Regions from separate parts of the Homo sapiens genome. Here region 1 is linked to region 2. The links are chromatin contacts, found by Hi-C in ENCODE. All regions are on one chromosome and are shown on one strand. The core of a region is the stretch at or near the end of the contact, and the rest is flanking DNA. Distances in the headings are between cores, read along the strand shown.

Region 1 (5,863 bases), core at 931-3,430, 540 kb after region 2:
CATCACTCCTGGGCTCAGCTTGGCACTGCTCAGCCAGGACTTCACACCTGTGATGATCAGAGGGCACTATGTATCAGGTGTACATTCCCCATCCCCCTACAAAAAGGTAGTAATTCTTTGTTTTTCTACAGCACTACTAAATCTAGTAGAAGGACTCTTTTTACCACAGTTGATGTCTAATATCTGTTGCTTTTCGCGGCTCCCTGTCCCTCACTGTCATATGAGAACCTCAGGGCTTTGTGATTCAGGAGAAGTGTGGAAGAGGCCACAGCTGCAGATGTGAATGGTGCACAGCTGTGGTTTCTTGCCCAGGCCATGTGGTTCATTAGAAGGCAGCTGGCTCCACTGTCAGCCTTGTTCCTACTCTGCCGAGCTCTGCAAGGGGTACTTCCAGGGTAGGCTCAGCCCTGATGCTCCTAGCCACATCTCCGTGGCACCTCTGGCAGGTCCAACTGCTCTCCAACTCTGTGTGCAAATGGGATAGGGACCCCTTCCACCCTCCAGCCTCAGGATCCCACTCCCTGGAGGCAGACCTCTTCTCTTTGTCCCTTAAAGAACCAGCTTCCAATTCCTTCCCAGCTAGGACAGAACCAGACAATTCTTCCTATGGCCTTGGTTTTCCAAGAGAAGGTCACCTTTGTCTCACCTGGTGATGTCTCCCCTGAAGCACAGAAGAGAATCACGAGTACTTGTTTCAAAGAAAATGACCAAAATCTGTCTTAGCTTCCCATCGCTGCTATAACAAGTCACCACAATTTGCTGGCTTCAAAAAACACACATGGATCTTACAGTTCTGTAGAAGTTTGACATGGGCTTCACTGGGCTAAAAGTAAGGTGTTGGCAAGGCTGTATTCCTTTCTAGGACTGATGTAATTCAACTCTGTGTCCCCACCCAAATCTCACATTGAACTGTCTGTGTCACCACCCAAATCTCACATTGAACTGTCTGTGTCACCACCCAAATCTCACATTGAACTGTAATTCTCAATGTTGCAGAAGGGGCCTGGTGCGAGGTGATTGGGCCATGGGGGCAGACTTCCCCCTTGCTGTTCTTGTGATAGTGAGTGAGTTCTTACAAGATCTGGTTGTTTAAAAGTGTGTAGCCACCTTGCACCTCGATCTCTCTTGCTTCTTCTCTGGCTGTGTAAGATGTGCCTGTTTCCCCTTCACTTTACGCCATGATTGTAAGTTTCCTGAGGCCTCCCCAGCCATGCTTCCTGTGCAGCCTGAGGAACTGTGAATCAATTGAAGCTCTTTTCTTTATAAATCACCCAGTCTCAGGTAGTTCTTTACAGCAATGCGAGAACAAGCTAATACAGGGATGAATTCATTCCCTTCCCTTTTTCACCTTCAAGTGCCTGTATTCCTGGGGCCCCGGCCCCTTCCTTCTTTTTTGAAGCCAGTAGCTGAGCATCACTCCAAACCGCTCATAAGGAAATGGCATTCTACTTGAGTAGCAGACAGGTGAGCCAACAAATACAATCTCATGTGGTAAGCGAAGAACAGGTTCAGGGAAGAAGCATGGTCAAAAAAGGGCCCAGTACCCTGGGTGAGAGAGGGATGGGTTCTCAGAGGGCTGCTACTCAAGCCAAGGCTTATCTTACCTCCTCTACCCAACTGTGGAAAAACTTGAAGAAGTAATTGGGTATAACTCATCTTCTTATTTTCCTTGATGCTAAATTCACTGCTTTGCAACCTGTAGACACCCAATAAATATCACTTGCAATGAACCAGTTCTCTTCTGAGTCATTTTTGTCTTCTGGGCTACAGTTGCAGATGGGAGATGAGAGAACAGTGCCAAGCTAGAGGGCTGAGCTAGCATCCTCAGGACAGAGCCCTAGCTTTAGGGCTTGGCAGATTTTTATTGTCATGCATTTTCTTCCCTTAGCAGAGATGAATTCCAGAATTGAGGCAGGAAGCTCTCTGTTTAGTTGTGGGACCTCACCAGGAATTCACCCCAGACATCAGGGAATTAGATTTAAAATCTCGCCCTTGCATTTAAGCAGGGCTTTAGGATCACTTGGGGGTTGATAATTGATAGATGTCTCCTCGTTTGAGTTTCTTCATAAAATAACATGCAGGGAGCAAGGGAATGAAATTGAGCAAGTGAAATACTTGGCAGAGTCTCAGGAAAGACGTTAAGAATAGATCTATGAGCTGTGCCCCATGGCGGGGGGGTTGCTTCTGAGTCGGGAGGTGCATGGGTTGGCGGCAGGAGGAAGCGTCATGGAGCCTCTGTTTCTGAGCCCATGTGTTGAGATTCCAGCCTCTAGTCAGAAAATTCCCCTTGCAGCTTCTGCCTGGTCCAGCCCCTGAGCCATGAGCATCTTCTGGTCCTCTTGCCTCAGATTGTTCCCCATTCACTCTTCCCATCTTCTCCTTCACACAAACTTCAGGATCAGGACCCACAGAGGTCTTGGGACCTGTAGGCTGCGGGAGAAGGCTGTGGATGTTTAAAACCACATGTCACCACCTCCTGGCAGGGGCTGGCTAAGGACAGGACTAAACTCTCAGTGGTGAGTTAATGTTTGCTGAGGGAATGAATGAAGGAATGACATAGGCAAAATGAAGCTAAATTATCCGTTAAGGTTATCTATGGTACTTTCCCTGGGCCATGATTCTCCCTCTTAGATGGGAGGAGCTCAGCTCCCTAGACCCCTCCTAAGCTCTTGCAGGGCCTGTAGCATCCAGGGATAACAGAGCAGAGGACTGGGGCAGCCTACTTTCTTTGAAGGGCCACTCTCCATGCCACCCTTTGAATCAGCACTGGTGACCAATTAGTAGAGTGTGATATGAGTAGTGGATGAAGACCTGTCTAGCATTAAAAAAAAGAGACAGAATTGAGAAATAAGGGTATTGCTTTGTAAAAATGTGCTGCTGTTTTGCACATGATAGACAGTATACTAAAAGTGGCTTGCAACGTTAAATGTATTTCTTACCATGGGTCAAGGTCAAAAAAGTTAGAGCATCCAGCATCTCAGAATTGCTGAGGGCTCTCATGCTCCCTGGGAGGAGATGCTAAGGTCTGACCAGGCAACTTCAATTGTAAAATAAAGATGCCTAACCATCCACAATGACCTCTTCCTGAGACCTTGGGGGCAAGTGGAGGAGGACTGGCTGGGAGTAAGAGGCCAGGGCTCTGAGCCTCCATCTGTGTGTACTTACTGTGAGCCTTGGGCACATTGCTAATTCCTCTTCCACCTGTTTTCTCCTCCAATGTGGAGGTTACATTGTGTCTGTGTGCACTGCTGCCCTCTGGTGGTGAGCTCTATACTTCACTGCAGCCACGGCATCCAATTTGGGTTTGTTGACTGGCTTGTGGCTGTCCAGATTTTCCCCTCTTCTTGTTCTCAAAAGGTGAGCCTTACCCCCAGGTGGAGTAGCATCCCACATGTTAAAAAAAAACTCACATGTGTTGTGAGTTTTCTGCAAAGGCCTCTGCTGTTCAAATGCGTTGCCTGGAGATACTCTCATGCGAGAATGTAAATCAAAGGGCAAGCTAATAGGGAACTACTTTGTAGCCAAAGTTTGATGAGGTCCACCTGCTTCAGGGTACGTAGCTGTATGCCAGGTACTCTTGATGCATCTGCCGGCTCTGAACAGTGTTTTATGAAGCTGTTGAGAGAGTGGGACCAGATGTTTAGAAAGAAGAGCTTGTCTTGTCACTTCCCTCAGCTTCTTCCTTTTTTGATGGTATCAGCAACTCTTTGCATTTCCAATTAAGACTCTAGTTAAATTCCCTTCAGCATTTGACTCAACCTCTTGCAAGAGGCAAGATAAGTGATTTAAAAAAAAAAAAAAAACTCTTACTTAAAGAGCATGTTGCATTGTTCTGAGATTTATTTCTAGTAAATCAAAGGGGGACTGAATGTCCCTTAGCATTGTCCTGGGATTGATAAAGGTCAATTGTCTGCAGAAATATGGACCTGAAGTCTCTCCAAGGTTAGAGGTTTCATATTCATGGTCAATGCATCTTCAAATCTCCCATAGCAAATTATCTTGGACCATTGCATTTAATAGGTGCTTAATAATTGTGTGTTAAAAGGTTGAATGGATGAATGAATGAGTAGAGTCTCAGAAATGGCCCTTCAGATGAAGTTTCCGAGCTATGAAGTAACAGTGTACAGTGCACCATGCATGAAGCACATCGGGCAAGGGAACTCCACTGTTACATGGTAGGATTGGTTGGCCTGGAATCAAGTCAGGATATTTAATCAATGAGGTTGAAAGACCCAAGTAAACATTTAGCAAAACTGGAGTCAAAGCACATTTCAAAACAATCATTTAGACTGTTAAGCTGCTATCTTATAGAGTTGGGGGCCCAAAGTAGGGAGTGTTTTATTTTTAAACAACTTGCTTCCCTTCTGACTTCAAGAATCCCCATGATGGTTTGGTTTTGAGGACATTACCAGTCAACCGCAGCCAAGAAGTGATTAGCAAATGCCTGCTCCACAGACGTGGGTCTGACTTCTGGGCTAAGTTCAAAGCAGAGCTCTTAGTTTAATAATGATACAGGATTCACTTTCCTTGAAAACTTCCTATGCTGGAACCATTTTGAGAAAAACAGAAATAATCATGGAAATTTGGGGGCACAAATGAAGACAGGGAGGAAACATTACATGCATATCTGAGTACTTGTCTACAACCCTCACAATGCATCCTGGAGAAGATGTCCCTCCCTTATTCTCTTGATAGGAAATGGCCACTGTTTATAATGAGGCAGAACAAAGCAGGGGCTTACTTCCCCCCCGATGCCAATCAATATGCTGAGAGCTGGCTCCAGTGCTCCCAGAGCCATGGATCAGTGTTACTGCCTTGAAAATCGCTTATTGCTGTGTCATTTAAAGGAATCTGATGAAAGGTTTGAAAGAAATGCTATAATTCTACAAAATATCTTCAAGTGGCATTTCCCAAAACCATGGACAAGTACTGATAGTGTTTTGTGAAATGATTTTAGCCAAAACATAGATAAATATTTTTATTTTAATGCTTATGTATTTAACACATATTACAAATATATACAATTAGCATACCTTACCTGTGATTTCATGAATAATTTTTCTTAGGAAAAGACTAAATAATCTAAGTAAAAATAATACAAAACAAAATAGAAAAGACAAGAAAAGAAGGCATTTTAACTTAAAACCAATAATAGTAGATAGTAAAAACTGTGAAGCTCGTGCTTAAACAACGTGGTTCGGGGAACAGACTCAAAGTGTGTGTTAAGTTTTTGCACTACTATTAGGAGAAACACTGCAGTATAATTCTGCAGTGATTTTTGGAACAAATATTCAAAACTACCACCTAGGGAAAGCTCAGGCACTGTGGTTGTACAGGGAGGAAGCTTTGGGGCCATGGCCACTCTCTTCTTTTCACAGGGAACGTTTTGACAACGGAGTCTTTCTAGTGCCAAGTCTCTGTGCTCCACCAGTGAAGACCGTAGCAGGCAATGATGACTGTGCTTGGAGTCTCCACACTGGAAAGTGGGCTTTTTCCCTGACTTGAGCCCAGCAGCCATCAGAGGGAAGTGGACATCCCCAACGCCATCCCCTCTGCCCACCTGCCGGAGTGTGACTTCCCACCAGTGCCATCAAACCCCCACAGTGCTTCAGAGTGTAGGCCAAGCTAGCAGGTAAGTTTCCCATGAACTCAGGCTCCTCTACCATCTGGGTATGCAGGCTAGAGCATGAGCCCCCACTGCACCTCTTTCAGCATTAAGATATTTCTGAGGCTTTCCTGATAGAGAAGTGGCCTGGGAAGGCATTTAAGAAGACAGCTTAACTGTCCAGGTTCCTTTTCTGTTGACCCTCACCCTGAATCTTGAATCTTGACTAGGGAATTCACCCCTGGCCTTGTGCTGGAC
Region 2 (6,273 bases), core at 24-2,523:
CATCTCAAAAAAACAACAACAAAAATAATTTATTGTAATTTATTGTTATTACTATTAATGATTATTTTGAGACAGGATCTCACTCTGTTGCTCAGACTGGAGTGTAGTGGTGCAATCTTGGCTCACTGAAGCCTCAACCTCCTGGGCTCAAGCAATCTTCCCACCTCAGCCTCCCAAGTAGCTAGGACTACAGGTGTAAACCACTATACCTGGCTAATTTTGTTTATGTTTTTGTAGAGATGAGGTCTCACTATGTTGCCCATGCTGGTCTCGAACTCCTGGACTCAAGCAATTTTCCCACCTTGACCTTCCAAAGTGCTGGGATTACAGACATGAGCCACTGTGCTCGGCCTTAGTCCTCTTTTATGATGTCCTTAGTCTGTTGTTTAAGATTTTCACTTGCTTTTTGCAAAGAATCTTTTACGGATGCAATTTTTGATTTGTTCAGTCTTTTAGATCTTCCTATACTAATTAAAGGATACATACTATTGTTTTTATGTGGGATTCTGATTCCTTTTTTCTCATATGACTTGCAAATAAATAATTTTAACCAAATTAAAACTTCCCCATTATCTTTTCTAAGTTGTCTCAGTGAGGTTAACCCATTTTTTCTGAAAATGCACATGTTCTGGGCCCATAATTTTATACATAAAAGTAGCTGGAGTCCCAGAATGTGGAGTCCCAGGCTCTTTGAATTGAGATGAACTCATTACCAAAAAGGTACCCACCTGAGGCCCTCAGCCTCTAACTGAATCTAATCCGGTTGATTATTGAATCCAATCCAATCCCAAACCCAGCCCAGTCCAAAGATTGCTCAAACAAACTTGGAGAGCTGAGAACACAAATTCTTGGATCTTGGAATCTGAGAGAAAATTCAGCCACGACCTCCAGTTACAAACAAGAAATCAGTGGGCACAGCTGGCTTCGCAGGTATCTGGTCTGGTTCCCTGGTGTTCCTGGGGGTTGCTGAAGTTTTACTCTGTATTCTCACTTCTGACACCAAATCTGTTAAAAGAAAAACTTTAGACATATTAAATTTAACAGAGTTTAATTGAAAAAAAAAAGAAAAGAAAAGAAAAAAAACAACCAAAATGATTTCTGAATTTGATAGCCCCCAGAATCAGAATAGATTCAGAGACTCCAGGGCTGCTACATGGTCAGATAAGATTTATGGACAGAAAAAGGAAGGTGACATACAGGAATTGTGAGCTACAGAAACAGCTGGGTTAGTTACAGCTCAGCGTTTTCCTCATTGGTACAAGGTCTGAACAGCTGGCCGCCTGCGACTGGCTGAGACTCAGCCATTGTTACAGAAGCATACTGCTGAGTTGAGTTTTCAGTTTGTTTAGGTACTAAGTTAGCTTGTTGTTCCTAAGTAAGAACTCAAGTATGTGAGTACAGAGGCTTTCTCAGGCCAAATTTAGTTTGATTTAACAGAAGTGAGGAGCAACCAGCCTCATTCTCACTGTGGCTGGGTGTGGGCATGTCCTGGGCCCTCCCACAGCTCTAGGAATTGCCTGAGAGACAGACGAAGTGGACAAAGTCGCTGACAGACCTGAGTTACTGCCTTGGTCCTGGTGACCCTGCTCCAGGCAGTCCATCTCTGTCTGCGATCCCGGCACCACTCCCGGTGGTTCATTATTGCCCAGAGGGGCCTCTGGAGTGCAAGCCTCAAACAGGGAGACAGACCTGGGAAGACTCCATGAGGCTCCACAGCAACCAGACAGTTCTAAAGTCAGCGTCCCTGGCTTCCAGCTCCAACACTGGACATTCCCCCGTGGCTCCCCTGCCTGGGAATCTGGTGGAGGCTGATTGGGCAGCCCAGGGGATGCCGGTGGGGTGCGGGGAGGAAAGGCTGCAAGGGCAGCTTGGCTGGATCATGGAGGCCCGGGTGAGGCATTCGGACTTACTCTAAGGGCAAGAGAGTGAGAGACTGCAGCTTGGAGAGGACAGCGGTGCTTTGGAAGATGAATCTGGCTCGTTGTGCTGTAAGAAAAGGAGGGAGGAGAGCAGCTTTCTAGGTGACCTGGGGCTGTGACAGTAGGTATGAGGGACGTGAGGGGTCTGAGACAAGCAGTGAGGGTGCACTGCCCAGCCTTCCTGCTTGTGGGTTAGGAGCTGTCGGTGAGGATTCTAAGGGTGTGACCCTTGATGATGAGGTGAATGTGTTATGGCTCACAGGAACAGGGAAGATGGGAGGAGGAGTGGGCTTACAGCAAAGAGAAGCGTTTTATTTTATTCAGCTTGGCCGTGAGACTTCTCTGTGGCGATAGGTGAGTTTGCCAAATCTGGAGCTCGAGAACCAAGTCAAGGCTGTAGCTGCATATTTAGGAGTAAAGGTAGAAATTGAAGTAATGGGAGGGAGTAAGAGTGTTGAAGATGGAAGTTTTTCATGCCAGAAATAAGCTGTTTAAGGAAATGACCAATCTCCTAGAAATCTCCAAGGCCTATGTTAAAACCATCCCTTACCCCTGCAAAGATACCATATGCACGTACCTCTAACATTGCCTGGTTTATGTCATGTGCACCTAACCATTGCCCTAGCAGGTGGGCCTCTGTACAAAGGGAAGTAAATACTTGTTCCTGTAGAACCTCTGGTTTTGGATAATATAAATATTAACTTTGGCCAGGCGCAGTGGCTCACACCTGTAATCCCAGCACTTTGGGAGGCCGAGGCGGGGGGGATCACCTGAGGTCGGAAGTTCGAGACCAGCCTGGCCAATATGGTGAAACCCCCGTCTCTACTAAAAATACAAAAAATTAGCAGGGCGTGGTGGCAGGTGCCTGTAATCCCAGCTGCCTGGGAGACTGAGGCAGGAGAATCACTTGAACCCAGGAGGGGGAGGTTGCAGTGAGCCAAGATGGTGCTACTGTACTCCAGCCTGGGCGCGGCAGAGCAAGACTCCATCTCAAAAATAAATGAGTAAATAGATATTAACTTTCTAGTACTTCGGGCACATCTGCTTGTAATGCCCCTGAGGTGACTATGGTAGCAGTCCGTCCCAAGCTTCTTGGCAATGCCAGTGGCTGGCAATGTGTCACATGCCTGGAATGACCAGAGAATAAGTGTCTGATGGTCTGCTCGGTAGTCACTGGAAGCCACCCCCATGAGGTGGTGACAAAAGAGGACTTTGGAAGGCTCTGACAGTGCATTGGAGCTGGGGCTTCTTGGGTATTTTTTTTTTTTTTGAGACGGAGTTTTGCTTTTGTTGTCCAGGCTGGAATGCAATGGCATGATCTCAGTTCACTGCAACCTCTGCCTCCCAGATTCAAGCGATTCTCCTGTCTCAGCCTCCTAAGTTGCTGGGATTACAGGTATGTGCCACCATGCCTGGCTAATTTTATATTTTTAGTGGAGATGGGGTTTCTCCATGTTGGTCAGGCTGATCTTGAACTCCCGACCTCAGGTGATCTGCCTGCCTTGGCCTCCCAAAGTGCTGGGATTACAGGTGTGAACCACCGTGCCTGGCCTGCTTCTTGAGTGTTTTTGTTGTGAGTTTTAATCCCTACAGTGAAAAAGAACAGCTCCCTCTTGTTGGAGTGGCAGGGGTTGGCAATGCTCCCTTGCCTTTAGAGCGGAAGTCCATCCCCATGAGCTGGAGGCAGTGAAAGGTCAACCCCCAAGTCCATGGGTAGTCCCTTGGCAGCTGGGCGGAAACCAGCGAAGAGGCTGATATTTTGGAATGGCCGACGGCTCTATGGGTCCCAGGAAGATGAGCTAATTTGCTCACAGCGGGGCCACCAGGTCTGCTGCTTGCCTCGGTGGCTTCAGATGCTCTTTGAGCAGGCTGTGGCTCCCAGAGCTGAATAGGAGTGTAGGACTCACTCCCTTGGATGGACTCACAGAGACTGAAGTGCAAGCCAGGTGCCATATGACGAATTCCCAGAGAAGTGGAGCTGCCCAAGGGAGGGCACATGCGCTCGGCCTCAGCGGCATTAGTATGCCTTGATGGGCTCCTCAGCTGTCCGTTTCTGTCCATAACCTGGACGTCAGTGTGACTCCTCTCCCCCACCTCCCTGTCTCCCTCCCTTCCTCCTTCCCTCACTTATCCCCCTCTCCCATCTCTCCATCCATCCTCCCCCTCCACCATCCCCAGGCCCAGTGGAGGGTGACAGCTCACAGCCTGGGTCCTCCGTATCCATGCTGTGTTCTTTGTGCCCCGCCCTCCATCCGGGAGCAGCACTAGAAGGAAGGTCCTCAGCTCTTTAGGGACATTCCTGTCCTGGAGCCAAGGCCAGCACTGGCAGGGGTCCACGAACCTTGGCTGACTAGTCCTGTGGTCAGCCTTACCCTGTGGAGGCACAGAGCCAGAGGCCCTTGCTTCTGACTGGCTGCATTCCCATTGCACATGTGGGAATTGGGAAAGGCCGGGGACCTGCTCAGGCTCGCCTGGATGGCACTTCCCCAGCTCTCTGATGGGTTGTGGGGACACGGCACTTCTGGTCCAGGGAAGTGGCCCAGGACTTCCCATATCTGGGGCACAATGCTCCCATCCCACACTGGAGAATCAAGATTGCACTGCACGGAGGAATTTTTAAAGAATTTTCCTAATATGGGAGTGAGACCTTGATCCATGATGGCTCCCAGATACTCAGAGGATAGAGCCAGCCCCTTGCTGTCAGCACCAACTTCCATCCTTAGAGCTGCCGCCTCTCCTAACCCCCCACTCAGAGTCCTGGCCCTGAGTCTGGCTTCCCCGGGCTGGGAGCCACGATGATCTCTGAAAACACCATCAGTGCTGGGAACTCAGAGGAGGTTTTGGGTGCTTTAGTTCCATGCATCTGCACCAGAGCTCCCTGGGCCCAGGCCCCACCTGATGGGCCCCATTCTCCCACAACATGGGGTCTTGGTTCTGAACCTGCCCTGGGGCTGGCCCCTGCCCCTAGCTGCCTCTTTCTGGTCCCCAGCCCTGCACAGGAAGGCCATCTGCATACCCGACCTTACCTATCATCCATCGGGAAGCTTTCCGATGCTACATGCTCACTGGTTTAAACTGTTGCTCCCCCCACAGCAGGCATCTCAGCCTCCAGCTGTTTGTCAGCTGCTTCACATGGCTTCCAGCTGCTGAGGCTGAAGAAAGCTGGAGGCTTCAGTGGATGCTTCTGCGGCAAAAAGCTTGCTGGGGAGAAGCAAGCAAGCACAAAAGAGCAAGTGCCTTCTCTCCTCCTGACCTCAGTCTCCTAGTGCCCCCTATTGGAAGAACCTGCCAGAACCAGCTGACCTGGGGACATGTAATTTGCACAGATCAAGCCCCAGTAGCGCCAACCTGACAAGTGGAGATCTGGAGCCGAGACTGAATAGCCAATGGACAGCACAACGCCCTGCCCTCCTTTCCTTGCTTGGCAAGCTCTTGCCCCTGCTCCAGGCCTTAGCTCAGGTGTCATTTCTTCCAGGCAGCTCTCTCTGGACCAGTTGTCCCACTGTGGCTTCCCACAGAGACATACACACGCTTCTATCCAGCACAGGATAGAAATGATCTCTTCATGCTTCTATCTCCCTTACTTGGCAATGAGCTTCTGGAGAAAAAGCGACTTTGTCTGTCAAGTTTTGTAATTCTCAGGGCTTACTGCATAGCTCTGTACATCTTTGTTGAGCCATAGCTCCTGCAGTTGTCAGCTCTCCCCGGAAGAAGGTTGAGGAGTAGGTGGAGCAGGATGGTTTTTCTTCAGGCTGTCTCTCATCCTGGGATTCCCAGGCACTGCCCCTTCATTCTCCGACAATAATAATGATTAACATTTGTTGAACCCCTGGCCGGCACCAGGCACAATTGTTCATACTTCCCATGTATCAACTCATTTAGTTTTCACAGATTTATGAACTGAGGTGCAGAGAAGTTAAGCGACTTGCCCAACGTTACACAGTGAGAAAATGGCAGAACCAGAACTTGAATCCAGGTAATCTGGGTTCCAGAGCCTGTGCCCTTAGCCCCTATGTTATTTTGTCCAAGGAGGATAGGAATCAGGAAAATGTGGCAAACTTATAATGCTGATGCCAACAATCAAAATAAGAAGCTTCCAGAAGAAGCTGCATAAGATAGTGTCTCACAGCCATGGGTGGACATGTGACACAATTCAGGGCCCTCCCTGTGGTTGTTCAAGTTGGTAGTGACAGAGCAGAGAAGCTCCTCTTAGGAGGTGAAGTTGGCTCCAGGCTTGCGGAAGAAGAGACTGACTTGCAGAGAGATGCAGGGGTGAGAGGGAATGACAGCGCCTCCTCTCCCTGCCCTGGGTCTTGGGCCTCTGAGCTGGTGAATCCCCCTTTTGCATTGCCTC

The links. A loop is a pair of places that touch in the nucleus more often than their neighbours do. Pooled maps may share reads with other maps.
Region 1: a pooled map of right cardiac atrium shows a loop between it and region 2 (2.6-fold over the local background). The contact joins two enhancer-like sites. A Hi-C loop is called at or near these places in 1 of 168 maps with a recorded cell type or tissue (psoas muscle), 3 of 37 single-sample maps with no recorded cell type and 11 of 50 pooled maps.

Annotation. Positions count from the first base shown.
Region 1 is chr2:20,959,896-20,965,758 of GRCh38, forward strand. No RefSeq gene overlaps it. Among named protein-coding and RNA genes, the nearest start is that of APOB, 81 kb to the right of the region's middle. RefSeq lists an enhancer at 3,159-3,208. Within about 2 kb of position 2,181, at least 2 of the 41 ENCODE cell types and tissues checked have a DNase peak (open chromatin) inside an H3K27ac peak, as active enhancers do.
Region 2 is chr2:20,417,883-20,424,155 of GRCh38, forward strand. It overlaps LOC105373465 (a long non-coding RNA gene), which reads right to left. Exons shown (of 5, transcript XR_001739317.2): 2 at 4,946-6,273; 3 at 729-1,005. Among named protein-coding and RNA genes, the nearest start is that of RHOB, 26 kb to the right of the region's middle. RefSeq lists an enhancer at 4,311-4,824. Within about 2 kb of position 1,274, at least 19 of the 41 ENCODE cell types and tissues checked have a DNase peak (open chromatin) inside an H3K27ac peak, as active enhancers do.